2 separate regions of the Homo sapiens genome follow, and region 2 is linked to region 1. Evidence: chromatin loops called from intact Hi-C (ENCODE). Cell type or tissue: CD14-positive monocyte. All regions are shown on one strand. Each heading gives the region's core, and the rest is flanking DNA. Links, peaks and the distances in the headings are about the cores only.

Region 1 (15,895 bases), core at 4,667-12,666:
AGAGGATTTCTGTAAAGAAATGCCAAAAGAAGTGGCCAGCTACTCCCTGTTCATTATCTTTGTATGCAGCCCAGACCAGGTAGTGGGCTAACCTAGTCTGGCCATGGCCCACATCTCTAATATCCAAAAGGGTGGAAGGGTGGGGGGCACAAACACTCCAAACCAAACAAATGGGGGTGGTGGGGATTGGGAGGGGCACAGACCAGTGAGGTTGGCATTTCCCAATTATATGGGAATTACATTCATTTCCTTCTCCAAGGGGGAAGTATAGCAGCAGTGTGTGTAGCAGGGACTAAACCCTAGGACTAATCCAGAAAAACATAGCTTGCCATGCAATCCTTTCAAGCATCAAAGGGACCCTAGGCCTGGGAGCCCTAACCTTAACAAGTATCCTATCCTTGGGCAAAGGGAAGGAGGAAGAGAATTGGGGGGGCGGCTATATCATGCTTCTGATTTGACTACTGCCCCCAAAATAAACAGAATCTGAAGAGCCTACGGGGAGGGGCTTCGTGTGGTCTACCTCATACTGACAAGAAACAAATCATTACTAGTCATTTCTATTTCAGGGGAGGTTGGACTGCCTACATGGCAAACAAACAAAGAGTAATACTTTTGCTAACACAAGGCCTAAAGTTAAATCCCACTCCCCTCCCACTCCAGCAACATGGCCACCCAACTGGACCACTGAAAAGGACCCTAATGTCAGAGCTATCTTTGCACGAGACATACTTTAGAGAACCTGGAAAATTCAACATTGGACACATTTTGCTGCAAAATTAAATTGGCTATTAAGAAGTGAAAAGAACAAAATTGTCATGACACAGACGACATGCTGAGCTCTGCACCACTGACCTATAGTCTTCATGTGATTATACAGGAATGTTTTTGAATTCGTTGTACTTCTTACCATATACTAGCATCCAAAGGAATGTTTTTTTTTTTAACTAAAATTGTTGAAATTCTAAATACAAACAGCATTCAACTCTACTCTTGCCTACCCCTATCCCTGAAGTCCAGCTCTCAACACTGAACTTTTCTTTCAAACCCTAAGGAGCAAGGAACAAAAATCTCTATGAAGGTCCCAAAGACTAAAAATTCGTATTTTTAGTGCTCTATTGTTATGTTCAAAACCCTATATAGCTCGTACTTTTTGGCTAAGGAGATCTGAAAACAGCAAAGCTCCTGCAGCCCAGCTGTTTTCTTTTCTAATTAGTGAAAGAGGAACCTGTGGAGAGATTAAAGATTTAGCCTGCCCCAGAGCTAACAGCTTCCCCTCCAGCAGCAATCCTACCTCCTGCTGGCCTAAGCAGAAAGACAGAACAGACCATCAAATCCAGATCTCTGGCATTAATAATGACTGACAGTCTTGCCAGCCACCCAACTAGGTCTTTAATTTAAAGACTATCATAGGCTGGGCACAGTGGCTCACGCCTGTAATCCCAACACTTTGGGAGGCCAAGGTGGGCAGATCACTGGAGGCCAGGAGTTCGAGACCAGGCTGGTCAACATACGGAAACCCCATCTCTACTAAAAATACAAAAAGATTAAATAAAAAATTAGCTGGGCATCGTGGCGTGCAGCTGTGGTCCCAGCTACTTGGGAGACTGAGGCAGGAGAATCTCTTGAACCCGGGAGGTGGAGGCTGCAGTAAGTATAGATTGCACCACTGCACTCCAGCCTGGGCAATAGAGCAAGACTCCATCTCAAAAAAACAAAAAACATAAATAAATAAAAATAAAGACTATCATAATCAGCCTTCCCTTGAAGAGTATTTTTTTTTTTTTTTATACTCTAAGTTTTAGGGTACATGTGCACATTGTGCAGGTTAGTTACATATGTATACATGTGCCATGCTGGTGCGCTGCACCCACCAACGTGTCATCTATCATTAGGTATATCTCCCAATGCTATCCCTCCCCCCTCCCCCGACCCCACCACAGTCCCCAGAGTGTGATATTCCCCTTCCTGTGTCCATGTGATCTCATTGAAGAGTATTTTTTATGAGGTGCTAGCACACAACAGTAGGTGATTTAATCACGAACTTTTCAGAATATACACGATAGCACAATCATTTGTGATTCAGAACTATACAGCTTTAAAAAAAAAATACTTTCCATTATCAAATATATCCTTCATGAAAGATGTTTTGTAAAGTACAAAACAGACCTGAAACTAAGTTCTGAATAAATAGGCACTGTTTTCTCAAACCTTGTAATACACACTTTTTAACTCCTTTTTAAAAATTTGGTTCAGAGGGGGTATCTCATCCTGGAGGACTTTTCCAACTTGATCTTCAGATTCCAACTGGCTCATTCTAGTCAACTTCAGGACATCTCTGGTGAAAGATTCTCACTGAACTCCCTTAGCAAGTTATTCCATTGTTTGACTGACCTCACTGTCAGGTAAAATTTTAGTGGGAGATTAGAACATTTTTCTTTTTCAGCTCCAGAACAAAGTAATTTTTAGATCAAAAAGAATTGCTGCAACATCCCTGCTGACACAATAGGATAAAGCAAAGGAGAAAAGCACTGGTTGACACCATGCAGCTACTGTAAAGTTTATTTCTAAAGCTGTTAATACAGTTTTGAAATATGAAGCTTCAAGTACCATGACAGCCAGAGTGTGAGTTTTTGTTGCTACATTTTTAAAATTAAGCCCTTTATTGGCTTTTTGTCCATTCACCTTTCTTTTAATACTGAGAAAGGAGAAAAGAAAAACATTTCATGTTAGTAAATGCTTTATTGACCTCTCTTATCTGAACAAAAATGACCCATATCTCACAACCTCTAAAAGCTGGTGAATTTTTTAAGCCAAATATACAAAACATCACACATAAAGATTTTGCTTTTAAGCCTTAGAATACAGCCAGGTGGTTAGTACTAATGGTTTGTCTCCATGCAGAGTCTATAACGCAGCCCCTTCAAAAGTTCCAAGCCAACATCTTCATGCTATCCTGAAAATAATGCAGTATTCAGTTCAAAAGAATTAAGTACCAGATATATCTGGTTTCAAGTGTTATTCAGTATTTCATACCCTAACTCACATTCTGAAAGTTCTATAACAGGCAGGATAATATCTTCTACCAATAATGAATTTACTATCATCCAGATTGAGAAAAAGCATGCTCATTCATCCCAGTTACTTGAATACTCTTTTAAAATATTCACCAAATACAGGCAAAATAAAGTTTAAGAAACACACATTTTTAAGTACCTTTAATTACAGTTAACTCATTTAATTGGGTTCTAGTACACAGATATACCTATATATTTGTCAGTTACACAGAGAGAAAACTCCATTTCACAGCCACAAGAAATAACTAACCCAAGTATGCAAGTCCATGTGGGTATCAAGAATAATAAAGATGGTTCCATGCAATTCCCCCCATTTCTAACACCAATCTTCCCCTACCTACTCCCTGCACCACCACCACCCGCTCCCCCACAAAAAAAAAACAAAACAAAAAACAAAAAAAACTTCTGCATTTGGAATTAGAGGTAAAGCAGAAACCTGTTCTTGCTGGACCAAAGAAGTGATATTAAGCATCCCATCACATACAAAGATAGTTCTGAGCATGGTGGTCCCAACCTATTCTCTCACCCTATCCCACTCTTCAGTGATTTCTCCAAGGTATACTTTGTAAGGAACATAAAACCAACAGTTACACATGTCACAGGGGTTTGGATGAAGAAAAATCAATTTACTTTGGCTAATACTCAACTACATACGGGTTGGGGATAAGGGGCTCTTCCTCTGAGATTCCTGACTCCAGTTGTGACCAAGAAGGATATTTGACCCTGGCACAAGAATGCTAAAATCAATCCAATCCAGCTCTAGAATTAACTCACAGGGCTGGGAAAGGTTACCTGGAGCAGCTGACCTGTCCTGGAGAAACAGACACTTTCCTAGCTTCTTAAGAACTTCACCAGGAACACGGAGATTGGGTGCCTATATAATAAATGACACAAAATGTTTACCTCTCATTCCATCCCTGTGATTACTAAGTGTCTCTTCCTTGCCACTAAAAAATCTGATCAACCAGACTAGGCTAGGACAAATCCTTTCCAGAAACTAAACTAATTCCCAAATCTAACAGCTTGAAGTTGTTTCACTTCTCCTAGTTTCAAGAAACTACACAACCAGCAGGACAAACTGCCTCGGCCAGCAGAGGAGGAGGCTGTAGCTGCCAGTGGTGGGACTCCCCAGCTGCTCAGCCCCAGGGTGCTGCTGTGGGGTGTTCAGGTCACAGGGGCAGGGCTATGCCAAGCGGGAGGGATCTAGGCCCTGCCTCACCTCTCAGAGCTACATCAAGCCCTGCCTCACCTCTCAGAGCTACATCAAGCCCTGCCTCACCTCTCAGAGCTACATCAAGCGCTGGGGAGCCTACAACACAACCCTCTACTCAGCAGGGCGTTCAAGGCCTGACCTCGGCTTGCCTCTGTCTGTCCAAACTCATTCAGGATAGGGCTCACACATAGTGCTGCATCAAGCCCCCTTCATCACTCCAGTGATCTGCCCTCAATCTGTCTCTCCCACTGTCCCACGGATAGTAATGGCAGTGAGCTCCTGGAGTGACTCAAGCTGAGCTAATGACTGTGTGGAGAACCTCCATAAATCAAATAGGGATTGGATTGGATCGGATCATACTTTCCCTCCAGTGTCACAGGCTGTCCACATTTGTACGAGTTCCCACACAACTCTCACTGTATTGCAAATTTGTTTCCAATCTGCCTACTTCTCTCCAACTACTGCTGTCACCAACCATCTAGCCACCATCATCTCCTGCCTGGACTGATACAGCTGTTGTTCCTACCTCATTTCTAAAATCTGTTCTCCACGAAAGCAGCCAGATTGATCTTTTTGCATTGTGTAAGTCTGATTAAGTCATTCCCTGCTTAAAACCTTCCAGCGTCTGCTTCACTTAAAATAAAACTCGGACTTCTTAGCTTGACCAAGACTTTGTCTGGTTTGGCTCTTGCTTCATTCTCTCTCCGCATCTCCTCTCAATATCAGTAGTTCCCAGAAGAAGCTATTAATACATAGTACTTTGTAGTGTTTGGAACACTAGCTTTGTTGTGAGCCTCCCTGGGTTTGAATCCCAGCCCTGCCACAAGTAAGCAATATCAAGCATGTAAAGTTCTTAACAAATTATGTTTACACAGTAGATCCTCCCACCTCAGTAAGTGAAACCATCATCCACTGGATTGCTCAGTGCTAAACTAGAAACCTAAGCATTATCTCTGACTCCTCTTCTTTCACCTCACATCCAGTCTATCACAAGGCTTGCAAAAACATAGCCCCAAACTGACTACTTCTCACCATCTCCTCTATTACTACTGTAATCCAAGCCACCATTATCTCGTCTGGACTCCTGCTTTTTTCTCTGATACCCTTCAATTCTTTACAGGGAAAAATTAAAAAACAAAAACAAAAACAAAAACACTCCACAACCAGCTACCAAGGAAACAATCAATTTCCATGATAATCTGAGGTTCATATTAAATATGTACAGGATAAGAAATGACAATGCTGCACTAAGGACTTTTTTTCCCTCACAAGTGTGGAAGAAATACCAACAAAACAATGCTCCCAAGAAAGAAGTGGTATGATTTGTCCATAATCAGGATAAACAATAAATCACCCACTTTATTGATTCCCACTGGTGAAATAAATTTTAAAAATGTCGCATGCACGTGTGTGTAATTAAAGACCTATACAAAACCCTCCAGCCCTCCTTTCATATACATAAAGTACTTGCATAAATACACAAAGATTAAAACCTAGGATCTGTGTGTCACTCAAGGAAATGATTGTTGCAGGCATAGAACTAATTGATGCATTTCCAGAGTCTCCACAGTGGACAAAGAATATCTTCAAAGCAAAGGAATTTAATAGCATAAAAACAACTAAACATCGAAAATAACCTCAATTAGCCAAGGTATATGTACGTGTATTTTAATCTCACAGGCAAAAAGATCATGAGATGAGTGTCCCAAGCCAAAAGGGTCATGGTTATAAACATTATTTTCCTATCAATATATGCAAAAGAGGCTTACTGCTCTTTCAACCACACTCCAAAATGTCCCCTGCCTTTCAAACAGACTAAGACACACACCATGTCAGCCATTCTTTACAAATTCTTAGAGTACGAATTGATATGAAAGACTGACCAGAGATAAAATTAACTATCTCATTACCTCTGATCATTTCAACTACATGAATATATACAAGAACTCCTACAATGAGAACATATTCCAAATATACAGCCTTTACAACAGTAGGGGCTCTTTCTTTTCTCTATTTTCTTCTATATTTTATTGGCAGTCAAGCAGTACCTTTACTTTAAAGCCTTTTTAGACTTACCTGCTTTGCCGTAATGCTGACTGAGATGACTTCACTTACCACTAACACGTAGGTAAGAAGTTCTCTCACCTTTTCAGGAGCTACCAGTAACTCTACTTAACAGGAAATAATTAAGTTGTATCTACTGAAGTTGAAGGCAGAAACAAATCAATGCCTACGGGATTCTAAAAGTTGTCAAAGAAATGAAAACAAAACTTGGAACAGAAATTTGAACTGATTTCATTTCTGCTGTGCCCTCCCCATCAGAATATTAACTCAATTTAAAATAACCAATTTCCTTTATTTCCTGCTTCACCTTTTCCAATTTGTTACATATACTGAATCAGCAATTTTCCAAATTTTCAAACAGTAAAACTTTCTTTCAAATTAAACCTTGCAAAGAACGTGAATATAAAATAGAAAAAAAAGTGATTTTAGGGTAAATATATCTCCTAAGTTCAAATATAAAACATTCACATATTATAAAGCAAATTACTGCTGGGCCTGTAATCTCCACACTTTGGGAGGCCAAGGAGAGAAAATCACTTGAGCCCAGAAGTTTGAGACCAGCCTGGGCAACATAGTAAGATTTCATCTTTACCAATAAAAAAAAAAAAAAATCAAAAATTAACCAGGCATGGTTGTGCATGCCTGAAGTCCCAGCTACCTGTGAGGCTGAGGCGGGAGGATCACTTGAGCGAAAGAGGTCAAGGCTGCAGTGAACTGTGATTGCCCCACTGCACTCCAGCCTGGGCAACATAGCAAGACCAGCCTGACAACACAATGAGACTTCATCTCTATTTAAAAAAAAAAAAAAATACAGAAATTAACTATTACATAAACAAGAACTAATATATAGATGACAACGAAGAAAATCTTGTTCATGAACATAAGTTGCTGATAACAGATTTATCTTTATTTTAAACAGTTCACCTCAGAGTTCTGGGATGCTCTTTAAGTAGAGCAGGCCAAAAAAAAAAATCATTTACTTTTAAGATCTTCACAAAAATGAATTAACAGAACAGCAACAACTAATGCATTATTGGTAATCATGTACTAAAATTAAGTTTATTTTTTGAATAACATCTAAAATAACACTTTCATCAAATGTTTATAAAATCCTTAAAAGCATCTCTACAAAATGCTGGACAACTATTTCAAATCACTTTCCAAGCCTTCTTTTATTACATTGCAACTCCAATCCACTCCCAAAAATATCTCCAATTGGGGGGCCAGGGTGAGTCTATTATTTTTAAAATTAAAAATAACACAAAAATGGTATTTGAACCTGAATTCTAAATGTCTGAGAAGACATAATCCTATACTCAGGTACATCAGTATAAACTGCTGTCCTTCACATTCAAAAATGAAAATGATTATTGTTCTTCTGGTGTATTTGAAAGGTACACAAGATTAGCCATCTCATTCAAAGATACATCTACACAGGCCTTTGTAAGATTTACAGGTATCATCTCTCCTACAATCAGATAAGCCAAGGGCTGACAAAGTGCAGCCAGCTGATAAAGTCTAGCCCTTTAGCCATATTTTTCAGCCCCACAGCTAAGAATGGTGTTACAGAGCCAGGCACAGTAGCTCACACCTGTAATACCAGCACTTTGGGAGGCTGAGGCGAGAGGACTGCTTGAGTCCAGAGTTTGAGACCAGCCTGGGCAACAAAACGAGACCTTCATCTCTACAAAAACGAAAAAGAAAGAATGGTATTATGGGTTGAATTGTGTCCCTCCCCTACCCTAAACCCCTGGCAACAAAAACAAGATATGTTGGAGACCTAACCTGCAATACTTCAGATGTGACCTTATTTGGACATGGGGTCTTACAGAGGCAATCAAGTTAAAATGAGATCATTAGGGTGGGCCCTAATCCAATATGACTGGTGTCCTTGTAAAAAAGGGAATTTTTTTTTTTTTTTTTTTTTTTGAGACGGAGTTTCACTCTTGTTGCCCAGGCTGGAGTGCAATGGCACGATCTCGGCTCACTGCAACCTCACCTCCCGGGTTCAAGTGATTCTCCTGCCTCAGCCTCCTGAGTAGCTGGGATTACAGGCATGCGCCACCACACCCAGCTAATTTTGTAGTTTTAATAGACGCGAGGTTTCTCCGTGTTGATCAGGCTGTTCTCGAACTCCCGACCTCAGGTGATCCGCCTGCTTTGGCCTCCCAAAGTGCTGGGATTACAGGCGTGAGCCACCACGTCCGGCCAAAAAGGGAAATTAGTACACAGAGACAGATACATACAGAGGAAAGATGATGTGAACACACAGGGAGAAGATGGCCATCTACAAACCAAGAAGAAGGTCCTGGAAAACATCCTTCCTTCACTGCCTGAAGAGGAACAAACCCTGCCAACAAACCTTGATTTCAGACTTACAGCCTTCAGAAAGAATCATGAGACAATAAATTTCTGTTGCTTAAGACATCTAGTTTGCAACACTTTGTTACAGTAGCCCTGGCAGATGAATACAAATGGTTTCCACATTTTCAAGTGGTTAAAAAAAATATGTTATTCTGAGACGTGAAAATTATACGAAATTCGAATTTCAGTGTAAAGTTTTTCTGGGACACAGTCACATTTATTCCTTATTCGTTTATGTATTACCTATGACAAACTGCTTTTGTGTTCACAATGTAGGGGTGAGTAGCTGCAACAGAGAGCTTGTGGCCCACAAAGGCTAAAATATAGCACTTTCCAGAAAAGTGTGCCAATCTGAGAAAAACTACTGTGTTACAAAACATCACACCTTATATTGTACATGCTCCCTAAGAAGATCAATTTGTTATCATTTTCCATCTTCCAGCTGACCTTCACTATTCTGCTTTTCTTCTAAAAATTAGGTCAACAGACAATTTACATATCCCTGGACCATCAATCTGTTAAGTCCACTACTGTCAGCAAGAACTTATGTGACGGATAAAACTATATAAAATACCTCATACAACTCTCAACGATAGATCCAAGAATCACAACCGCATAAATGATCCCAATAAAATTCGACAGGCTCTAGCAAGCAAGCAAACAAGTGATTATGTATGAATTAGGGCTGTGTTTACCTTCTATTATAAAAATACCGATTTATTGACCAAACCCTAGGGGGTAGCACACAGAAAGAATGATTAATTGTGTCTGCATTAACTCCTTAGGTTCCAATTTTCTTTCTTTTTTTTTGAGACGGAGTCTCGCTCTGTCACCCAGGCTGAATGCAGTGGCGTGATCTCGGCTCACCGCAAGCTTCGCCTCCCGGGTTCACACCATTCTCCTGCCTCAGCCTCCCAAGTAGCTGGTACTACAGGCACCCGCCACCGCGCCTGGCTAATTTTTTGGGGGGTTTTTTTTGTTTTTAAGTAGAGAAGGTGTTTCACCGTGTTAGCCAAGATGGTCTCGATCTCCTGACCTCGTGATCCACCCACCTCGGCCTCCCAAAGTGCTGGGATTACAGGCGTGAGCCACCACACCTGGCCCCAATTTTCTAAAAGCTAAAAACTCAATGTTTGTTAATGCAATGAAACAATTAAGTTCTGCCACATTAGCCAACTGTTTGGCAGCATGTACTAAGGTTGCAGAAATGCATACACATGTATACCAAAAGACACGTAAAAGAATGTTTAAGCAGTACTTTGTGGAATAGCTCCAGACTGAAAGTAATCCAAATGCCCATCAACAGTAGAAGGGATAAACTAATCACAGTAAATTCACACAATGAAATACTTCCCAGCAATGAGAATGAACAAATTACATGCAACATAGAATAACCTCATAAACACAAAGATGAAAGCCAAACAAAAAGCAAAACCTATGAATGATATCATTTACGTAAATTTCAGTAACAAGCAAAACTAATCTATGGTGCCAGAGTAGGAGAGTGGTACTCTGGAGAGGCAAGTGGGAGTAATGACTGAGAAGGGACATGAAGAGAAATGAAAGGGGTTTCTGAGGTTTTGGTAATATTCTATTTCCCTACTGCGGGTGTGTATGATATATTTCAACAAAAAAAGGTTAACAAAAAACAAGTTCCACTTCCAGGAGATACTTCCTAAGATTACTAGAAGTGGAACTGAATATGTTCCTACTGGCCCCACTGTTCCATACGTAAAAACCATAAACTCTGGACAAAACATAAAAAGTAACTACCTGAAGGCGCTGAACAGCAATCAAAACCAGGCAGAAACTGTGAGTCTGCACCGGAAAATGGGAATTGCATTGAGAAAGTTTCCTTTTGTTTTTCTAAATGGCTTTTTGCCTGAGGGAAGGCCTACGTAAGCCACGTTAGGTAATAGAATCCAGATAGAAACTACTGTCTTACTGAGATGAAGAACCAGATGACAGAGTTCAGAGTGATTCTATCAGGTGGAAAGTGGAGGGGGAAATCAAGAAAAGGAGAAAGCCAGAAATGGAGAGGTTCAAATCTACCTATAAACTTGGCCCAAATCTCCAGCTGATCCATGAAATATACATGCATGGGATAGACTACAGCAGCCCAGGTAAGACTAAAAACTGAATAAAGAATTTAGCTGCTGATGGTGGTGGGAAAGATGGTTTCAATTTTGAGACCATTCAAGTGAAATGCCTGCTAAAACAAAAATTAATATTATTTGGAGGTATACAACAGAAACCAGTATTTCTATAATAAATTGTCCACAATGTCTAGGATGCATTTCAAAATTACTAGACATTTAAAGAAACAGGAAAACATGACCCATACTCAAAGAGAAAAGGTGATCTATGCAGACCAACACTATGATAACCTGAATGTGTAATTAGAGAAGGATTTTTTTAAGCTACCTTCACTTGGTTTTCTCTAATGTTAGTATCTTAAATAACCCTAATATGGCTATAGAAACCAAGAAATTAATGTTGATACAATACTATCAAGGAATTTATAAACCTTATGTAAATTCTGCCAATCAATCCACCAATATCTTTATTCTGGCCCAGGATCCAATCCAAGATGCCACACTGCATTTAGTTGCTACATATTCTCAGTCTCCACCAGTCTGAGACAGTTCCCCAGTCTTTCTTTGTAGACAAGAATTTTAAAGCAGCTACTATAACTATGCTCAAGGATTAAAGAGTAAAATAGTCTCTTAATAAATGAATAGGAAATTTCAGCAAAGAAACAGAAACCATAAAAGAACACAAATTCTGGACCAAAAATTACAATAACCAAAATAAGAACATTCACTGGATACAAAATAAAGATGACAGGAAGAGTCAGTAAACTTAGAATAGATACTATTCAATCTGAACAACACAGAGGGAAAAAATAAGAAAACTGAAGAGTACTGTGTATTACAACATCAAAGGTCTAAACCTACATGTAATAGGTATAATTGGAATTCTATAATCAGAACTAAGAGAGAATGGGGCAGAGAAAAATATTTGGAGAAATAATGACCAAAATTTTCCCAAACGGAGTACAAGATGGAAATTTACAGGTTCTAGGAGATCAATGAAACATAAGCAGGACAAAATACAAGGAAAAACACTTAAGCACATCATAGTCAAATGGTCAACAACGAAAAAGACAAAACTGCTAAAACAGAGAAAAATGACAAATCATATAAGAAAACAATCATAAGAATTACTGATTTATAGCGAGGAGTGGTGGTGCACACCTGTAATCCCAGCTATTTGTGAGGCTGAAGCAGATCACTGAAGCCCAGGGGTTTGAGGCTGCAGTGAGCTATAATCGCACCACTGCCCTCTAGCCTGAGCAATAGAACAAGACCCTGTCTCATTCATTCACAAAAGAATTACTAATTTCTTAGTTAAAAAAATAACTAAGGCCAAAAGACAGTGGAAGGTCATGTTAAGTGCTCTTTTTTTTTTTTTTTTTTCTGAGACAGAGCCTTGCTCTGTCGCCAAGGCTGGAGTGCAATGGTGCTATCTTGGCTCACTGCAACCTCCACCTCCCATGTTCAAGCAATTCTCCTGCCTCAGCTTCCCAAGTAGCTGGGATTGGCGCGTGCCACCATGCCTGGCTAATTTTTGTATTTTTAGTAGAGGCGGGGTTTCACCACGTTGGCCAGGCTGGTCTCGAACTTCTGACCTTAGGTGATCCACCTGCCTCGGCCTCCCAAAGTGCTGGGATTACAGGCATGAACCACTGTGCCCGCCCTTTTTTTTTTTTTTTTTTTTTTTTTTTGAGACAGTCTCGCTCTGTCGCCCAGGCTGGGGTACAATGGCACAATCACAGCTCACTGTAGGCTCAAGCAATCCTCCCACATCGGGCTCACAAACAGCTGGGACTACAGGCGTGTGCCACCACACCCAGCTAACAACACACTTCTAAATAACAACACACTTCAAAGAAAAAAATCACAAATGAAATCAGAAAATGCTTTGAATTTAATCAAAATAAAAACACAACGTACCGAAATTTGTGGAATTCAACTAAAGCAGTACTGAGAGAAAAATGTATAGCTTTAAATGCCAATATCTGAAAAGAAGAAAGTTATAAAATCTCCCAAGATTCTGGCTCAAGACACTAGAAAAAGACCAAATTAAACCCAACATAGAAGGAAAGAAAGAAAAATAAAAGCAAACATCAGGGCAAACAAAAACAATAGAGAAAATGAACAAAGGCAAGAGTTAATTTTTTTTTTTTTTAAGATTAACAAAATCAAGACTGGGTGCAGTAGCTCACATCTATAATACCAGCACTTTGTGAGGCAAGGCAGGAGAATCACTAGAGGCCAGGAGTTCGAGGCCAGCCTGGGCAACAAAGTGAGACCCCCAACTCTACAAAAAAAAATTTTTTTAATAGCCAGGCACAATGGTGTGCGCCTGTAGTCCCAGCTACTCAGGAGTGTGAGGTGTGAGGATTGCCTGAGCCCAGGAGTTGGAGGTTACAGTGAGCTATGACCACATCACTGCACTTAAGCCTGGGTGACAGCAAGACCCTATCTCAAAAAAAAAAAAAAATTAACAAACTTGATAAATACAGATTAACCAATATCATGAATGAAAGACAAAATAACGGCCAGGCACGGTGGCTGACGCCTGTAATCCCAGCACTTTGGGGGCCCAGGTACGTGGATCACCTGAGGTCAGGAGTTCGAGACCAGCCTGGCCAACATGGTGAAACCCCATCTCTACTAAAAATACAGAAACTAGCCAGGCGTGGTGCGCCTGTAATCCCAGCTACTCGGGAGGCTGAGGTAGGAGAATCACTTGAACTCGGGAGGTGGAGGTTGCAGCAGTGAGCCAAGATCGTGCCACTGCACTCCAGCCTGGATGATAGAGCGAGACTCCATCTCAAAAAATAAATAAATAAAGACAAAATCACTACAGACCATACATATATTATTAAATGAACGATACAATGAACTTTATGCCAAAAAAATCTGACAACTTAGGCAAAATGGACATATTCCATGAGAAATATAACTTATCAAAATTGACATACTATAGACTAAAAAATCCTAATAGCCCTAACTCTACTAACTGAATTTGTTATCAAATGCGAATATTCACACAAACCAAACCACAGGTTCAAATGGCAAATTCTCTCAAACATTTAAGGAATAACTAACATCAATTGAACACTTCCAGAAAAATAGACGAATATTTAACAACTGATTTTGAGGCAAGCATAACACCTCATATCAAATTGTGACAAAGAAAACATGAGCACGTATGCAAAAATCTTTAACAAAATACTGCACTAACAAATGGAGTCTAGTAATATATTTAAAAATGATTCATCATGACCAAGTGACGTTTATCACAGGAATGTAAGGTTGTTAAAACAACTCATCAACACCCACACCATAATACTGCAGGAGAGATCTTTCACAAAAATCTCATCACATTCCTCACTTTCTCAAAACTCTTTGGCTTGGTTTTTGGCTTCCTATAACCACATACAAGACAGAAACCTTAACACAGCATGTAATGCTCCTTTCACAACCCCAGCCCCGCGCTACAGTCACATCTCTAGGTAGTACCCTCCACTATGTACCCCATATTCCCACTACAATGGCCATGTCCTCTGCCCAAGATATACCACTCCCCTCCCTCCCTCTATCACAAATGCCAAAGCTCCATCTTGTTCCAGTTTCTCTGAAAGTTTTCCTAACTTTATCAGGTTGATTTCATTACTCCTCTCTCTACACTCCCACTGCATCTTTTGTAACCCTCAATCACAACAGATATTACCATTTCTTTGTTTTTCTTTCTATTCAACTATCACTCCTACAGGGCAGGGAATGCCCCATTAACAGAATAAAGAAGAAAAACCATATCATCATTTCAAAAGATGCAGTAAAAGCATTTGACACATGTCAATACACATTTATGAAGGAAAAAACTCATCAAATTAAGAATTAAAGGAAATTTCAATCTAGTAAAGACATCTAAGAAAAATTTAACAATTAACATCATTCTTAACTTTCAAGTAGCAGGTGTCAACATTTACATTAGCTTATTTATCTCTCACTGGTCTTAACAACCACCCTGTTTAAATGTGAAACAAAAAGAAAAAAGGAGGAAGTTATTGTCCCCTGGTATAATAGCAACTCTCGGTCAAAAATATTAAATCATATACTCAAGTAAGAAAGCCAAGGCAAGAATCCAGTCTTTCACCCAAAGTACTTTTTCACTATAGTACACTATCTCTAATATTCAGGTTCATGTCACAATGGACAATTAGTCCCTCCTACAAAGCATACTTTGGGAACTTTATCAAAGACTGAGTACTGGTTCTTATTGTGACAATTCTCAACATTTTCTAGCAATGCCACTAGTTTAGGTAACTATGGCGAATAGGCAGTAAAATATGCAAACAGTTATTATATTTCATTAGCTGATCAAAAAAAATTGGACAAGTACCACTAATGTGGAATGAAAAATTTTTAAACCCACATTAAGGACCCATACAACAACCTCAAATCCCCTTTCCTTAAATAGGGGTGCCACAGAGAGGAAAGGGCATAATCATTGGTCTGCTCCTTCCCTTTACTAGTCTAAAATGCAGCAGATGCAGCAGAAAAATTGGTAATTTGAAGATGTATTTCTAATTCGCTACCTGTCAGCAGCAAGCTTAGGACCACAGCTCCTTAACAGAGAAACCAGAGTGACATGGCCACTTCTGAGTTTCTGTCTGTGATTCATATGAATTTTTCACGCACGAAAATATAAATGTTGCCTTCACATCATTCCTTCTGTGATTCACCACAGCAAGCAAGTTCCACAATGAGGTTAGATCTGCTTCTTTACTGCACAACATGCACTTCACTTTAAAGCACACAGGGAAATCCAAGTTTCTTCAAATAATGCTTACAGAACTACAAAAAAAGATAGGAAGGATTTTTCTTCTTTAAACTAGCTTTGCCACTCAACCGCCTATAGGCCAATCATTACTATGCATTCTCTTTTGTATCCTTTTGGGTCCCCTAAAGGTGAACATTTGACTTTGAGTCATCATCTGTCTGAGACAAGACATTAAACAATTCAGACAAAATAAGCCTTCTCCACAAATGGAGTTGCCTTCTGTGTGAGCATCCCAGGTCCTTAGTAAAGCAGTCCGTATGTTTCA
Region 2 (15,895 bases), core at 2,689-10,688, 92 kb after region 1:
GCCCTCCAGCCTGGGTAACAGAGCAAGACCCCATCTCAAAAAAAAAAAAAATCAAAATTAAAAAGTTGTGATACATACATGTATATATATTTATACAATGAAGCACTACTCAGTAATGAAAATAATTCCTATAACCACATGCAACAACATGGATGAATCCCACAGACGTGATATTGAATAAAAGTAACCAGGCACAACAAAATCACATACAGTGTGATTCCATTTATATGAAGTCCAAGAAGAGACCATATTAATTTATGGCAATAGAAATCATAACTGTGGCTACCTTTTGGGGGGTGTTGACTAGGAAGGGGCATATACATTTTGAGGAGCTGGAAATGTGGAAATGTTCTCTATCTTGATCTGGGTGATGGTTACATGAAAGTACACACATGTAAAAACTAATTGAGCTGTACCGTTGAGCCTTATGCACTTTACTGCATATATGTTATATATCAAGAAAAAAAATAATGGTAATGTTTCCCAGGGTGTTACATGTGTCTTGCTGCTCCCCCAGATCCCCTGTGCACACTCTCAGCCATGGCCACCTGAAGCAGGATGGGTAAAGGAAAGCTTTGCCTAAGAAAAGGGCAGGGAGTGCTGAGCAGGTGGACAGCAGTGGCTCTCAGAGAGGGCAGGATGGACACTTACTTGTTCCATACTCCAGCCCCTTTCTAGGAGCAGGTGGGTGCCCTTTTTCCCCAACCATCCCCTAAGTCATCAGTAAGGAATGTTGCCCTGGGCATGCTGGTTTGTGCTCTGGGATTCTCTCCAGACACACTGAACAAATGGCACCACCCATGCCCCCATCCAAAGAATGAGCTGCCATATTTCTTTCAAGAAGAGGTGGTGTTCGAGGCCCTTGCTGGCTCTTTATCTCGATCAAACCTCCAGGGTTTACTGCAGTTTACTGCTGAGGAAACAAGTCCTGAGGGTTGAGGAGCTTGTAGAAGATCCCCTGGTGAGTTAGCTGAGAGCTGGTGTTAGAGCCAGCCCTCCTCTTCCCTAGGTTGGAGTAGGAGTTTGGTTTGGGGACGGGCTTCTCCGCTAATCTGGTGACCAAAGCCATGACATATCAGCATGGGTACCCATGTATGGGAAGGAAGACAGGAAGATGTGTGTAGTCACTGGGCTGGTTATGGGGGTGTATGGAGTCCTTCGAAAGTTTTGTCTTTCCCCACATCGCTCCCCAGGGGAGAAGAAACTTGGAAGCTTTCCTTCTTTTCTGTGTCCACGACACCACCTTCCTTACCCTTCCCCCACCCCACAGACCTCTGCTGGCCACCCTGAGAAGGGCTGAACCCTTTCAGTACAATTTTCCATGTGGTTTTTGCTTTAAGACAATTTCCCATGTTTAGTAGCTGGCTGGGAGTGCAGAGGGTAGAAGTTAATGCAGTGGAGACCTGGGGTAAGAGGCAGCAATGGAGTGAGGGGGCAGTAAGGAGAGGTGGACTGCTTGCACTTGATGTGATGCCCTGCAGAACTATGATTATTAGTCCCAGTTCAAGGGAAAGAACACACACAGTTCCTCTACTATGTGGGAAAGAGAGAACAGAGTCCCTGCCCTCTAGCCAGCCCTGAGGTACCATGAGAACAGACCACCAACAAATCGTAGCTCCGCCCTTTCCTTTATTATACAATGAAGTACTACTCAGTAATGAAGAGAATTCCTGTAACCACATGCAACAACATGGATGAATCTCACAGACATGGTATTGAGTGAAAGTAAACAGGCACAACAAAATCACATACAGTGTGATTCCATTGATCTGAGAACTTTACTTCTGGGAAGTTCTCTCTGCTATCTAACTTCCATCCCTCCTGTTTGAGTTTCTTCCCAGCCCTCTGTCCTCAGAGGAAGTGGAGAGCCAGCAGGATGGCCCTCCTGTCAGCCTTGGCAGGAGTGAAGGACTTTAGACTTGATCTGTACAGTGGAGCAGGGAGGTAAATGACACTCTCTCTAGGCCCCACTTCCCTGCCTTTCTTCTGAGCCCCGAGACAGCTCTACCAGACCCTCCTCACTTAGGGAAGACTCACTTGGCTGCTGTCTGCACCAACCCCTAGGGTCCACCTCAGATCTGGGATGGCACCTGGGACAACCTGGGCATCTCAACTAGGGTGACTGGTGGCTGGACATCCCAGGAGGAGTGGGTGGCAGTGGCAAGTTGCTCCAAACCAAACCCATAATTCCACACTCCAGGGTGTCCAGGCCACCCCTTTATTTTTATCATTATTTTTTTTTTTTTTTGAGACAGAGTCTTGCTCTGTCACCCAGGCTGCAGTGCAGTGGGACAATCTGAGCTCACTGCAACCTCCACCTCCCAGGTTCAAGCAATTCTTGTGCCTCAGCGTCCCAAGTAGCTGGGATTACAGGTGCGTGCCACTGCGCCCAGCTAATTTTTTTTTTCTTTTTTTGTAGAGATGGGGGTTTCACCATGTTGGCCAGGCTGGTCTTCAACTCCTAAGCTCAAGTGATCTGCCTGCCTCATCCTCCCAAAGTGTTGGGATTACAGGTGTGAGCCATCACGCCCAGCCCCAATTAATTATTAAATATTTCCCACTTAGTGTTAATCATGTCTTTCTACTCCTATCTCCACTCACCCAGCTCTTCTCAGAGACAATCACCTTATCAGTTTCTTCAGTCTGCTTGTGAAGATATTATGTACAGATCCATAAATACACGTATATTCTGTTTTATACAAACACACACTGTCCTGAATTCTTTTTTTTTTTAGACAGGGTCTCACTCTGTTACCCAGGCTGTAGTGCAATGGCGCGATCTTGGCTCACTGCAACCTCCGCCTCCTGGGTTTAAGTGATTCTCCTACCTCAGCCTCCCGAGTAGCTTGGATTACAGGCTTGCGCCACCACCCTCGGCTATTTTTTTATTTTTAGTAGAGATGGGGGTCTCACCATGTTGGCCAGGGTGGTCTCAAACTCCTGACCTCAAGTGGTCCGCCCGCCTTGGCCTCCCAAAGTGCTAGGATTACAGACATGCGCCACCGTGCCCAGCCTGTCCTGAATTCTTGACAGTGTGTCGTGGTGGTGGCTCCATGTCAGCACACATCAAGCTTTCCTCGCTTGTTCCCTTGAATGGATTATAACACGTACATGCAGCACCTACTAAGTGCCAGGCACTGTGCGTTTGCTGAGCAGTGAGGTTGTAACAACAACCCAGCCAAAGTTACTGCCTTCCTGGGGTTTACAGTCAGGGAGACAAAGATAAGAACACAGACAGGTGCCTTTGTCTCCTGGTAAGTTTTATAACGGGAGAACTAGAAAGGCAGAGGAGTGTTGGGAAAGGATCCCGAGGGAAGTGACAGTACAGCGAGGCTGGGCGCCAGATGGGGCCCGAGTGGGCAGGCAGGAGAATTTCAAGTTGAGGGAACTTGCACAAGGCGCAGACATAAGACGCTATGATTCAATACGGGGAAGTGTAGGGGGGCTGATGGCCCTCCTGTCAGCCTTGGAAGGAGTGAAGGACTTTAGACTTGATCCGTGCAGTGGAGAGCATCCAGTGGGCTCAAGTGTGAGTGACGTGATCGGGCTCGTGTTTTGGAAAGATCCCGGTGGCTGCTGTGTGGGAGGAAGATGGATGGGATGAGGGGCCGCAGATGCAGCAGGGAGGCCAGCTGGGCACTCCAGCCATAGGCCTTGCCACTCACCTCGCCGGCTTGGCAGCCCACCCAGCCGTTCCCATGTGGGCTTGGGGTAATCATAGCCTTTTCTGGCCACATTGCCTCACCTCCAAAATGAAGCAGGGAGACGGATTCACTCAGCCCACAGCTCACTCATGACCTCAGCCTCCTGCTGGGTAGACCCAGGAGTCATCCTGGGTCCCCCGTCCCTGCCTGCCCACCTCTCCAGACACCTTTTCCTACCTGGATGCTTTTATGCAGGCTCTGCGCTCCCCTGCCACCAACGCTGTAGCCCCTCATCTCTTCCCAGTACTTCAGTGCTGGCCCCTGTTCATCACTCAGCCAGCTCCTCTCCTCCTCCCTCTTCCGGTCTTGCAGGTCAGCTCCTGTTCAGGAAGCCACTCCCTCTCTCCTGGTGGTTATTCAGCCACTTCTTAGGGTCCCTGTTCCATCCAGGTTTCTCTGGCTCCCCAGCTTATGTCTGGGTCCAAGGACGCCCAACTTGGTACCTCTTATGAACAGGAACTGGTGTCTCTCCTATTAGGAATTGTTTTTCCAAGACTGGGGGCTCTCTCTTCCTAAAGTCTCCAGTCTCTATGGGACTGAGATGGCCTTTCCCAAAGCTTCCAGGAGAACATCTCATCTGGTGCTGGTTTCTGTCCTCCACTTTGCTTTGTGCCTGGAAGGCTGACCTCTACGACTGCATCACTGGACTCTCTTGCCCTCTGGCTTTTAATTGGATGCAGGCAATGGGAGGCACTGCTGTAGATCTGAAGGCAGGAGGAGATAAAGCCCAGGGCGTCTATCCACCCCCTCCCTCGCTGCCAGGCGGCAGTTTGGGCAGCGGCTACATTTCTCTACCAAGGCTGTAGGCTGCAGCTCCTGTTGCGGGGGCTGCCAGCTCCCATGGCCACAGCTCCCGCCCTTTCCCTCTCCTCCTGGGATGGTAGCCACCCTGGGTGCTTTATCATAGTTTCCTTAAAGCTGCCCCCCACCTCTGTAAATAGCCTCTTCATTTATGCCCCTTCAATGAAACCTTGGCGTGTTTCCTGTGTTCCCTGCCAGGACTGACTGATACACTCCTCAACCCCCCACCGCCTCCCTCTCCCTCCACCCTCTTGCGGGGCGAGAGAGTTTGTAGATCTCCCTTGGTCACTGGTGATTCTTCCCTTTGAGCTTGCACAAGTTGCTTATGCTCTCAGTTTTCTCTTGGGAAAAGTGGGAATAATTGTCCGACTTCATTCCCGGGATGTTTGCAAGGATTCAACGCGTGCTCGCGAGTCGCGTGCGTGGCACAGTGCCTGGCCTACGGCAGAGCCTCGGTAACCATCGGCTCCTTCCCCTTGCGGAGGGGCTTCCTCCCCACACCTGCCTGGAGCTGACCTGGGGAGAGCGCGCGCTCTGAGACGGGAACTTCGGGACAGAGGGAGTGCTCCTGAGGACAAATCCTGTTTAAAACCACACCTGTGACTGCATTAACCGAGAGAGTGCCTCTCCACGCTTCATTTGCCTTTTAAATGAAGAGTGGGATGGGCTGTGAGTGGGGGCTCTGCTCATTACAGGAGGACAGAAGAGGCTGCGCGCCCTCCGCAGGCCCACGCTGTCCGCCATTAGCACAGCCCGGCCCGGCGCTGCTCGCACATTAGCCTTCAGGAATAAAAAGAATGATTTCGTAAGTCAAGAATAATTATTTCGACCAGCTTTCCTCCTCAGCTCGCTACTGCGCCGCCTGGGCTGCGTGTGCTGGCTGACAAATTAATTTCTATTATTTATATTGGGCTAGAGAGGAAGCACAGCCCGGGGAAGCGGGGAGCAGGGGGCCTGGGGGAGAAATGAGAGATGGAGATGGAGAGACAGGGGCAGGGAGGTGGAGACAGAGCAGCACAGGGAGGGGCGGAGAGGATGGGAAATGCAGAGACAGAAGAAGGGACGGTGTCTGGAGGAGGATGAAGGAGCCGAGGGGCAGGCTGGGTGAGCTCCGGACTTGGAAGGGCTGGGCCTGGGCCCTGGGGGTGTGGGCTTCGGCTCTGTTTCCGCTCCTCTGGGACGGGCACACAAGCCGGCTGGAGTCAGCTTCTCCATGAAGATCTGCCAGGGAGCCGGCCTCCCCATCCTCCGCATTTGAGACATGCTCTGGCATATCATTGAGCACTCAGGGAGAATGCTCTTCAGGGCCCATCAAAATGCACAGAAATGTCTCTCTCCCGGCCTCCCAGCCTCCTGCCATCCCCAGGCCTCCTCCCGGGAAGCCTAAGAAGGTCTTATTGAACTCACCCCACCCAATTCAAAACCAGGGGCGGCTTGGAGAAAACGTGCCCCTACCCACGAGTTGCCGGGTGGACACAGGAAGCAGAGCTGCTAGCAGGGTGTGCTGCTGGGGACTGGAAGCTCACACCCCTGTCCCTGAGCAAAGACTCAGGACGTGTGCCTTCAAAGGGATAGTGGGCAGGGTCGGCCTCCCCAGCCCCACTTCCTGCCAGGATGCACAGCCGGAGTTAACTGAGCTACCCGAATCTTAGACCTGCATCTTTTAAAATGATATATATGAGACATTTATTTATTGACTTTCTCTTTTGTTAAGAAAAATCTTAAGGGTACAGCGGGATGAGTTTTTACATAGTATACACACACTCACATAACACTAACCACTTAGATCAAGATAAAGCACTTCCAGCACCCCCAGAAGTCCCCTCATACCACAATCACCATGAGCTCAAGCTCATCCCCTCATCACCTTAAGGTAACGATTATTCTTTTTTTTTTTTTTTTTTTTTTTTTTTGCCAGAGTCTTGCTCTGTCGCTCAGGCTGGAGTGCGTGGCGCAATCTCGGCTCACTGCAACCTCCGCCTCCTGGGTTCAAGCGATTCTCCTGCCTCAGCCTTCCAAGTAGCTAGCTGGGATTACAGGCACCCGCCACCATGCCTGGTTAAGTTTTGTATTTTTTGTAGAGATGGAGTTTCGCCATTTTGGCCAGGCTGGTCTCGAACTCCCAACCTTAAGCAATCCACCTGTCTAGGCCTCTCAAAGTGCTGGGATTGGCCAGGTGCCAATAATCCCAGCACTTTGGGAGGCTGAGGTGGGCAGATCACGAGGTCAGGAGATCGAGACCATCCTGGCCGACATAGTGAAACCCTGTCTGTACTAAAAATACAAAAATTAGCTGGGTGTTATGGCGCGTGCCTGTAATCCCAGCTACTCGGGAGGCTGAGGCACGAGAATCACTTGAATCCAGGAGGTGGAGCTTGCAGTGAGCTGGGGTCGCGCCGCTGCACTCCAGCCTGGCGACAGAGCAAGACTCTGTCTCACAAAAAAAAAAAAAAAAAAAAAAAAAATGCTGGGATTACAGGACTGAGCCACTGCACCCGGCCAAGGTAATTATTATTCTGACCCCTACCACCACAAATTAGTTTTGTTGGTGAACTTCATATAAATAGAATCATGTAGTATATATCTTTTTATGTTGGCTTCATTTGCTCAACTTATGTCTGTCTATTGTCCATGTTGCTGTTTGTATCGGTAACTCATTATTTTTCACTGCTATAGAGTACTCCATCATATGAACGTTCCACAAGTCATTCAACCCTTCTCCTGCTGATAAGTAGCTGGATTTTTTTTCAGTTTTTGGCTATTATGAATAAAGCTTCATGCACATTCTAATACCTGTAACATTCTGCACATTAAGAACAGTGTGACCTTGGGCAAGGTGCCTAACTTCTCTGAGCCACAATTTTCTCATCTCTAAAATGGGAGGGAGGGAAGGTATTAGCTATCACATTAGGAAATCATGAGGGTTAAATGGGATAACACATGCAAAGTGTCCAACACAGTGCCAGCAGGTGCTTAATAAATGTCATTTCTTCTATCCCCATAATCTGTGGGAAGCTGGGAAAGAAGGTTGCTATATAGAATTTCCAGCCTGGGACCTGAGGTCAGAAAGACATCTCAAAAGCAACCACCACCGAATCAGCTGGGCATTGTGGCAGGTGCCTGTAATCCCAGCTACTCGGGAGGCTGAGGCAAGAGAATCACTTGAGCCCGGGAGGTGGGGGTTGCAGTGAGCCGAGATCGCACCACTGCACTCCAGCCTGGGCAACAGAGTGAGACGCCGTCTCAAAAAAACAAAAAGCAATCACCACCACCACAAAGTAATATTAAGAGTACCCATGACCATTTCTCGAGCACTCCCATGGCTGGTACTGTGCTGCAGAATTATATTGTTGTTTCTCCAATCTGTGAATCATCTGCATCTGTGGCAATAGGCAGCATCTGTGGCTGCTCCCTGAGACTTGATTCTCTGTGGCCTTTCAGGCTTCCTCGAGCATCAGATCAGATTCCCATCTTAAAGATGTGGGGGAGGCCGGGCGTGGTGGCTCACATCTGTAATCCCAACACTGTGGGAGGCTGAGGTGAGCAGATCACGAGGTCAAGAGATCGAGACCGTCCTGGCCAACGTGGTGAAATCCCGTCTTTACTAAAAATACAAAAATTAGCCGGGCGTGGTGGTGTGCACCTGTAGTTCCAGCTACTCGGGAGGCTGAAGCAGGAGAATCACCTGAATCTGGGAGGCAGAGCTTGCAGTGAGCTGAGATCGTGCCGCTGCACTCCAGCCTGGCAACAGAGCAAGACTCTGTCTCAAAAACAAACAAACAAAACAAGATGGGGAAACTGAATCCCAGAATACTTTAAAAGATTTGCTGCAAATCACTCCATCCATTTTGATCAGTTATTTACTGAAAGTAAAACACGTCTCTTTCACTCCTGGGACTTCTCACACCCAGCAGAGGGTCTAGCTCAGGGGGGTGCTCCTGTTTGTAGAATAGGTGGAAACTGCAGCCCTCTGTGCCCGATCCTTCCTTTTGGGCAGCCCCAAAAGGGCTGCTGCCCACCACCCCACTCTGCACCTGATTTCTCACTGAGAGAGGCCTCTTTGGCCTTAAACTGCTGTGACAAACAATGGAGAGCTTTACAGCCTGTCCTGAAAGTGAAAGAGGTCTGGTTCAATGTACTAAAGAACCCCAGCATCCTGGGATGATGGGAAACTCCCAGGGGTCATCCCATTTGGCCTCTGGCCTGGGGGTCAGTCCCAACTGGATCAGTGGCCTGCCTGCCTTCCAAAGCCCTTGGAGAAAGGGCTGCCTTTCCCCATGTTAGGGATGGAGGTAGAGGAGACCTGAGGTTAGGAGGTTACAGCCGACTGCAGTTCAGCTTGTCCCGCTGCCTGGGTGGCCTCGGGCAAATCACTCAGCCTCTCTGGACCTTGCTTTCCTTGTCTAGGATAGGTCCTTTCTAGCTAAGGGGAGTACTTTGGAAGAGAGGCAGGAGCCGCTTCACTCCACTTCAGAGATTTGGCGGGGGGTGTAGTGGGGAAGCAGTTCAGGCTGCAGTAGTTCCACTCAGGGCCTTGGGCTGCTCTCCTCCCTTCCTGCAGCCATTTGGAGGAGGGGCCACTAACTGTGAGGTGGAGGGCTGCTAATGAGCCCCCTATGGACCTCAGAGACAGCGCTGATGGCACTAAAGGACTTCCCTGAGTTTCCTTAAAAGCCCTGATGGCAGAGAAGCCTCCATTAGCAGGAAGATTAATTATCAGACAGATCTTGGCCACTCCCAAGGTGCCCCTAGCTGCCCTTGCTGCGCCCTCAAGTCAGAGAGGATGGAGTTTGGATGTTCCCACCCATGACCTGCCCTATCTGATCCCAGGTGAGAGAGCAGGGACAGGAGATGGGGGTCTGTGGGTCTGGGCCTGGAGGAAATAGCAGGGAGACAGAAGGACGGGGGATGGGGGCAGGGGGAGGGGCCTGTAGGGAGTGATTGCAGAGAGACCCCCAGGAGAATGTAAAGTAAATGCAAAATATGCAAACCATTAGTGATTAGTTGTGGGTCAATTACTCAGGTCCTCTGAGTCATAAGTTGGCAGCTGTGCACTCCAAGCCTCTGATTGGGCCCAGGGGAGGGCCAGCTGGCATGACCTTGGGGGGCCTGGCCCAGGACCTCCAGCCCCTCAGGTCACCAGCCCTTCTGGGCAGCCTCCCAGGCCACCACCCCTGGGCAATAAGGGATCCAGGCAGCTGGAGGATCAGAGAAACCTCTGTTCATGCTACAAACCGCCCCACCTGCTCCAGAGCACAGGCAGCCCTCAGCCTCAAGGCGGCCATGCCAAGCTCACCCACTGAGGGTACTGGGGCCAAGTCTCTTCTCTCCCCTCCCCTTTCATGGTGTGCAAATTTCCCTTCTTCCCTCCCCCTCCACCCTACCCTTTTCCCTCTGGCCTCTCAGCCTCTGTCTGAATAGCCCCACTTCCTCCCTCTCTCCACCTGTTAATGATTCCCAGTGACCTTGCCTCAGTACCTCGGATGGGAAATACCAACTTCAATGCCTTTGTGCCTCAGTCACTTAATTTGCACCTGGTTCTCATTTGACACATTTAGAGGGCCCAGCCAGCCCTGGGGCAGGGAGGGAGAAGGGAGACCTCCTCTATCACCTCACTTCATTGAGAACACCGGCAGCTGCTGATGGGAGCTGCCAGTCATGCCTGCCTCTGAGGGCAGCTTGTCCATCTTGCTGCCTCCCACCAGGCCATGCTGGGCACATAAGGAGGGCTTTCCATGCTGGCAGGACCCAGGGAGATCCCATCACCTTCTGAATATCTGAGCCTGCCCCCAAGACCACTTGAGGGGGCAAATTCTTCCTGGGGTCTCTGCCACGGCAGGGAGAGAGAAGTAAATTAATCAATACTGTATTTGCCAAGTCCCTGCCATGTGGCTGGCAGTGCTCTGGGTACAGTGCTATAAAATGAAGTGAAGGAGTGGGCACAATGTATTCAGAGAAACCACCTTTTCTGAAACCCCCTTCCTCAATGTGCCCTGCCAGCAAGATGAGGTCTGTAGGCCTGTGGGCCTGAGTGGGGAACTCCATCTCTGGGGCATTCTCTGGGAAAGTGAGGGGCCCCTGAAGCAGGTGGTGAGGGAGACCCAGAGGGTAGAAGGAGGAGGCATCTGGCCCAACCTTTGCCCCAGGGGATGGGGTGACAGGAGCCTTAACCAGTGACACTGGACCCCACAGTCTGGCCCTCAGTAGTGGTGGATGTGGGTAGCAAGGGGGCACCAGGCAGTTCTGAGCAGTTATGGATGGAGGACAGTAGGGGAGGAGCCCCTAAAATCCTCATGCCAGTTCCGTGGAGTGCTGACTCCAGGAGGATGTGTTGAGCTTGGCATTTTCCTGCACAGTAACTCCTGGAGTCAGACACTTTGTTGTTAGGGGTGGCAATGGTGGTGGTGTTTGTCTCTTATCTGGCCCAGGGACCCTCACCTCTTCCCCAGTTTTCTCCATCACACTCCCTTTCCTTCTAGGAAGAGAAGCCAGGAGGCAAAGAGGAGGAGCTGGGAGATGTGGGGGCTCTCTGAGCCATGATGAAAGTGGGAAGTCACTGCATGGAGCCTCCTCATCTGTAAAATGGGGGTGCTCCTGCCTGCCTCCTGGGGTTGTGGGAATCAGATGAGAATGTTGAGGTGCTCTGGGGACTTGAAAGTTTTATGTAAGGGTAGGGTCTCAAGTGCATGGCCTCCCCATGAGGGTGGCTTTGCAGGCTCATGGAGAGGTGTAAGTTACGGCGGCATGCTGGTTCTACTTGCCCTTCTCCTTCTACCACCCCCTCCCCACCTTCCTGAGAACTCAGGTACGCACTGTCTCCATTGCAGAATGTTTGGTAGCCACTCCCCTTCCCCCACAGCCTCAGGAAGACCCACTCCTCTCCCAGTTTTCCTCTCCCCTCCCAGTCTTCCCCCGTCCCCCCACAACACAGCAGTCTCCTTTGTGACATTGCTAGGATGGCTGGGAATCACGCCCTCTACCTCCCAGGGGCCTCTCCAGTGTGAGAGCCACATCAGCTTTCCAGTATCCCCCACTGTGGTGGCCCAGACACCCGCTGGCTGCCCATGACCTTCAAGCAGTGCTAGGATCCTCTTTCAACTCTCCTCCCCGCTCCTCCAGCTTCAGGCCCCGCTGCTTGTGGCCAGCCTTAAGGCTGCTGTCTCTGCAGCCACGAGGGGAGGATCAGGTGTCTAGTGACTGGGGCCTGACTCCTCCCTGGGGCCCAGGAGAAATCGAACATTTTCTCTTCCCATCTTTGACTCGGCAGCCTGAGAGCCTGAGCCCCCACTTCTGAAACCGGAGCAGAGAAATGCATGCGGTTGGGAAACCACCTGCAGAACTTGGCTGGATCCTGGGCAGCCTGAGGTGCAAGATGCTTGGCTGGGCTGGGCTTGAGGATGGAAGGGGTGGGCCAAGAAAGAAAGATAGACAGGGCCTGGATGAGGGTGCCTCACTCACCTCAGGCATCAAATTTTAGGGGTGCCAAAAAACTCAGCAATTAAGAGACTTAATACTTGAATGAGCTAGTTTTAAAAATCAAAATTAATGCAAAACAAGATCTGTGATTGTGGCGGGCAGAATGATGCCCCCCTCCTGAAGAGGTCTACGTGCTCTAAAATTCGTGAATATGCTAAATTATATGGCAAAGGGGAGATCGGGTGCAGGCGGAAGAAAGGTTGCTAATCAGCAGACCTTGAGGTAGGGGGAGGAGCCTGAGTTGTCCAGGTGGAGCCAATGTAATCATAAGGGTCCTTAAAAGCAGAAGAGGGCGGCAGAAGAGTTGGAATCGGGGAAAGAAATGTCATGGCGGAAGTAGAGTCAGAGAAGTATGGTGTGAGAAAGACTCGCCTGGCTTTGAAGACGTTTGGAGGCCACTGCCAAGGACTGCAAGCAACCTCTGGAAACTAGAAAAGGCGAGAAAGCAGATGTTCCCCCAGAGCCTCCAGAAGGAAATGAAGTCCTGCTGACACCTTGTTTTTAGCTCAGTGAGACCGGTGTCAGACTGTGACTTACAGAACTGGGAACTAATAAACTTGTGTTGTTTTAAGGCACTAGGTTTGTGGTAATTTACGACAGCAGCAATAAGAAACTAATACAATGAAGAACCGAATACCAGCCTTTTACATAAAGACAGGCTCAGGAGATGATAGGCCCCCGGCCTGCGGACAACAGCCTTCGTGCTCATGCCCACTCAGTTCAGCCCTTGAACTGCGGGTGAGATCAAGGGGGCGGGGACGACAAGCCAGAGGTAAGAGGGGAGTTGGGGGCACTATGGCAGCTCCCGAGATTCACTGACTGGCAGGAGCATGGTGTCAGGGTGTGGTGGGAGTGGGGAGATAGGAGGGAGTGAAGAGAGGAAAGAAGAGGTGGGAAGAGGATAGAGGAACAAAGAGCATTGAGGCACAGCTAGAATCAGGCACAGAAGACTCAGAGGACCGGGTGCGGTGGCTCATGCCTGTAATCCCAGCACTTTGGGAGGCTAAGGTGAGCAGATCAGTTGAGGTCAGGAGTTCAAGACCAGCCTGGCCAACTTGGTGAAACCCCATCTCTACAAAAAATACAAAAATTAGCCAGGCACAGTGGCACACGCCTGTAATCCCAGCTACTCGGGAGGCTGAGGCAGGAGAATCGCTTGAACCCGGGAGGCAGAGGTTGCAGTGAGCTGAAACTGTGCCACTGCACTCCAGCCTGGGCAACAGAGCCAGACTCTGTCTCAAAAAAAGACTCAGAGAATTAGAGCTGGAGGTAGAAGTAAAAATTAGCGATCTCACTAATTTCTGTTTGGCTGGCATGTTAGTATTATATTAATATTCACTGATGTTTATAAATTACAATTATACATAGACATTGTTAAAAAGTCAAATACTTAAAGGCTTATAATGAAACAGCCATTTCCACACTGGCCTTCTGCACCCTGCAGTCCTGCTCCTGAGAGGCAGCCATTTTTAAGTGTTAACTGTTTTGGTTTTTTCCTAGTATTTTCAGATTTCTATGCAAAAAAATACTTATTTTCCTATTGATGTTTTAGTTTTAAGTATAAACTATTGCCTTTATAGTATGGAAGATGAAAACGTTAAGTTTGCTAAACCCAACCCTCCACTTTTTCTCCACCAATGTAGTTTTATCATTTTATTCCATCTTTTAAATTAATTTAATAGAGACAAGGTCTTGTTACGTTTCCAGGTTGGCCTCTAACTCCTGGACTGAAGCGATCTTTCCACCCCAGCCAGAGTAGCTGAGACTACAGGCATGCGCCATCATACCTGGCTCCACTTTTTTTCACATTTTAATACATCAATATTCAATGTTTATTTTATTATGATTTTGCAAATATTATTCATGGTTGAGCCAAAAAGTAGACTCTGATTACATTTTGAAAATTGTATTACCCTGCTTCCTGTGGAGTTAATTACTGGCTCTGTTAAAAAAAAAAAAAAAAAATCTTAGGCCAGGTGTGGTGGCTCACGCCTGTAATCCCAGCACTTTGGGAGGTCGAGGTGAGCAGATCATGAGGTCAGGAGATCGAGACCATCCTGGCTAACACAGTGAAACCCTGTCTCTACTAAAAATATAAAAAATTAGCCGGGCATGGTGGCGGGTGCCTGTAGTCCCAGCTACTGAGGAGGCTGAGGCAGGAGAATGGTGTGAACCCGGGAGGCAGAGCTTGCAGTGAGGCGAGATTGTGCCACTGCACTCCAGCCTGGGCGACAGAGCAAGACTCCATCTCAAAAAAAAAAAAAAATCTTAGTTTTTCCTATATATATCACAAATTTGACAAATCCTTTTTTTTTTTTTTTTTTTTTTGAGACAAGTTCTCACTCTGTTGCCCAGGCTGGAGTGCAGTGGTATGATCATGGCTCACTGCAGCCTTGATCTTCCCACTCAAGTGATCCTCCCACTTCAGCCCCCAGAGTAGCTGGGACTAACAGGTGTGCACCATCATGCCTGCCTAATGTTTTAATTTTTTCTTTTTTTCAGAGATGGGGTCTCCCTATGTTGCCCAGGCTAGCCTCCAACTCCTGAGCTCAAGCAATGCTCCCACCTCAGCCTCTCAAATTGCTGGGATTACAAAATGAGCCACTGCACCTGGCCCCGACAAATTCTTTAACACTTTTAAACACATTAGATGCTAACCATTTTGTTTCCTTTTTAGTGATATCTTTCTGGAAGTGTCCTGTCCTCCACTCAATCTGGATGGATTCTTCTCTGGGACTGCTGCCCAGCTCTCATCCTGGGAGTTCCCTTTACACTTATCTGACAAATGCCATGTACCTTTCGCCTGTGTTGCATTCCTTCTTTCCTGGGCCATAAAATCTTCTCTTTCTTGATTGACTTCCTCCTTTTAGTGGAGCATATTTTCCAAGATTTGAGAAAGGGTCTATAGGAGACATATATGTTGAGATCTTGCAAGCCTGAAAATGTCTTTATTCTACCTGCCCTTTGGTTGATAGTTTTGTTGGGTATACAATTCTAGATAGAAAACCATGTCCTCAGAATTTAAAATACATTGATAATTGTCTTCTAGCTTCCACTTTTATGGATAAACAAAATCTGAGTTCATTCTGACTTCCTTTTCTTTGCAAGTAACCAATTTTTTTCCCCCCTCTGGAAGCTTTTAGGGTTTCTTTTTTATCGCTAGTGTTTTGAAATTTCATAATGATGTATGCTTTGTATTGGTCTCTGTTCATTGTTCTCGATAATCTCAAACATGTATTTTAGTGCTGGAAATTTTTCTTTTATTATTTCTTTCTTGCTTGCTTTCCTTTTTTTTTTTTTTTTTTTTTTTTGAGACAGAGTCTTGCTGTGTTACCCAGGCTGGAGTGCAGTGGCGTGATCTCTGCTCACTGCAAGCTCCGCCTCCCAGGTTCACGCCATTCTCCTGCCTCAGCCTTCCTAGTAGCTGGGATTACAGGTGGCTGCCACCACGCCCAGCTAATTTTTGTATTTTTAGCAGAGACGGGGTCTCACCATGTTGGGCAGGCTGGTCTCGAATTCCTAACCTCAAGTGATCCATCCGCCTCAGCCTCCCACAGTGTTGGGATTACAGGCGTGAGCCACTGCGTCCGCCTCTTTTATTATTTCTTTACTTATTTTTTCCCTCTATAGTCTCAGTTCTTTTTCTTACTTGCTTACTTGCTTATTTAGAGATGGGGTCTTGTTATTTTGCCCTGGCTGTTCTTGAGCTCCTGGGCTCAACCAGTCGTCTCTCCTCAGCCTCCCAAAGTGCTGGGATTATAGGCATGAGCCACTGCTCCCCAGCCTGTTCTTCTTTTTCTGATATTCTTATTAGTCCTATGTTAGACTTAATTGACTAATCTTTGGATTTTTTTATTTTTGTCTCTCATATTCCCACTCTTTGTTTTGTTTTTTTCTATTTCATGGGAGAGTCC

What was found. A loop is a pair of places that touch in the nucleus more often than their neighbours do. Peaks named below come from ENCODE experiments on the same cell type or tissue, not always from the same donor. Only the 100,000 strongest peaks of a DNase experiment are listed, where the experiment ranks them.
Region 2: a loop joins it to region 1, with 3 times the contacts of the local background. A loop is called at or near these places in 33 of 110 quality-filtered maps.

What each region holds. Positions count from the first base shown.
Region 1 is chr6:37,866,900-37,882,794 of GRCh38, reverse strand. All of the region lies in intron 1 of ZFAND3 (zinc finger AN1-type containing 3), which reads right to left. Among named protein-coding and RNA genes, the nearest start is that of ZFAND3, 55 kb to the right of the region's middle. RefSeq lists enhancers at 981-1,546, 4,277-4,346 and silencers at 2,896-3,096, 14,523-14,592, 15,536-15,736. In CD14-positive monocyte, for the core only: no CTCF peak of the experiment used is centred there; a DNase peak (open chromatin) is centred at 8,694; H3K27ac peaks cover 2,653 bases.
Region 2 is chr6:37,773,311-37,789,205 of GRCh38, reverse strand. No RefSeq gene overlaps it. Among named protein-coding and RNA genes, the nearest start is that of ZFAND3-DT, 38 kb to the left of the region's middle. RefSeq lists enhancers at 11,542-11,611, 11,206-12,137, 12,205-12,755. In CD14-positive monocyte, for the core only: no CTCF peak of the experiment used is centred there; no DNase peak of the experiment used is centred there; H3K4me3 peaks cover 1,300 bases; H3K27me3 peaks cover 4,078 bases.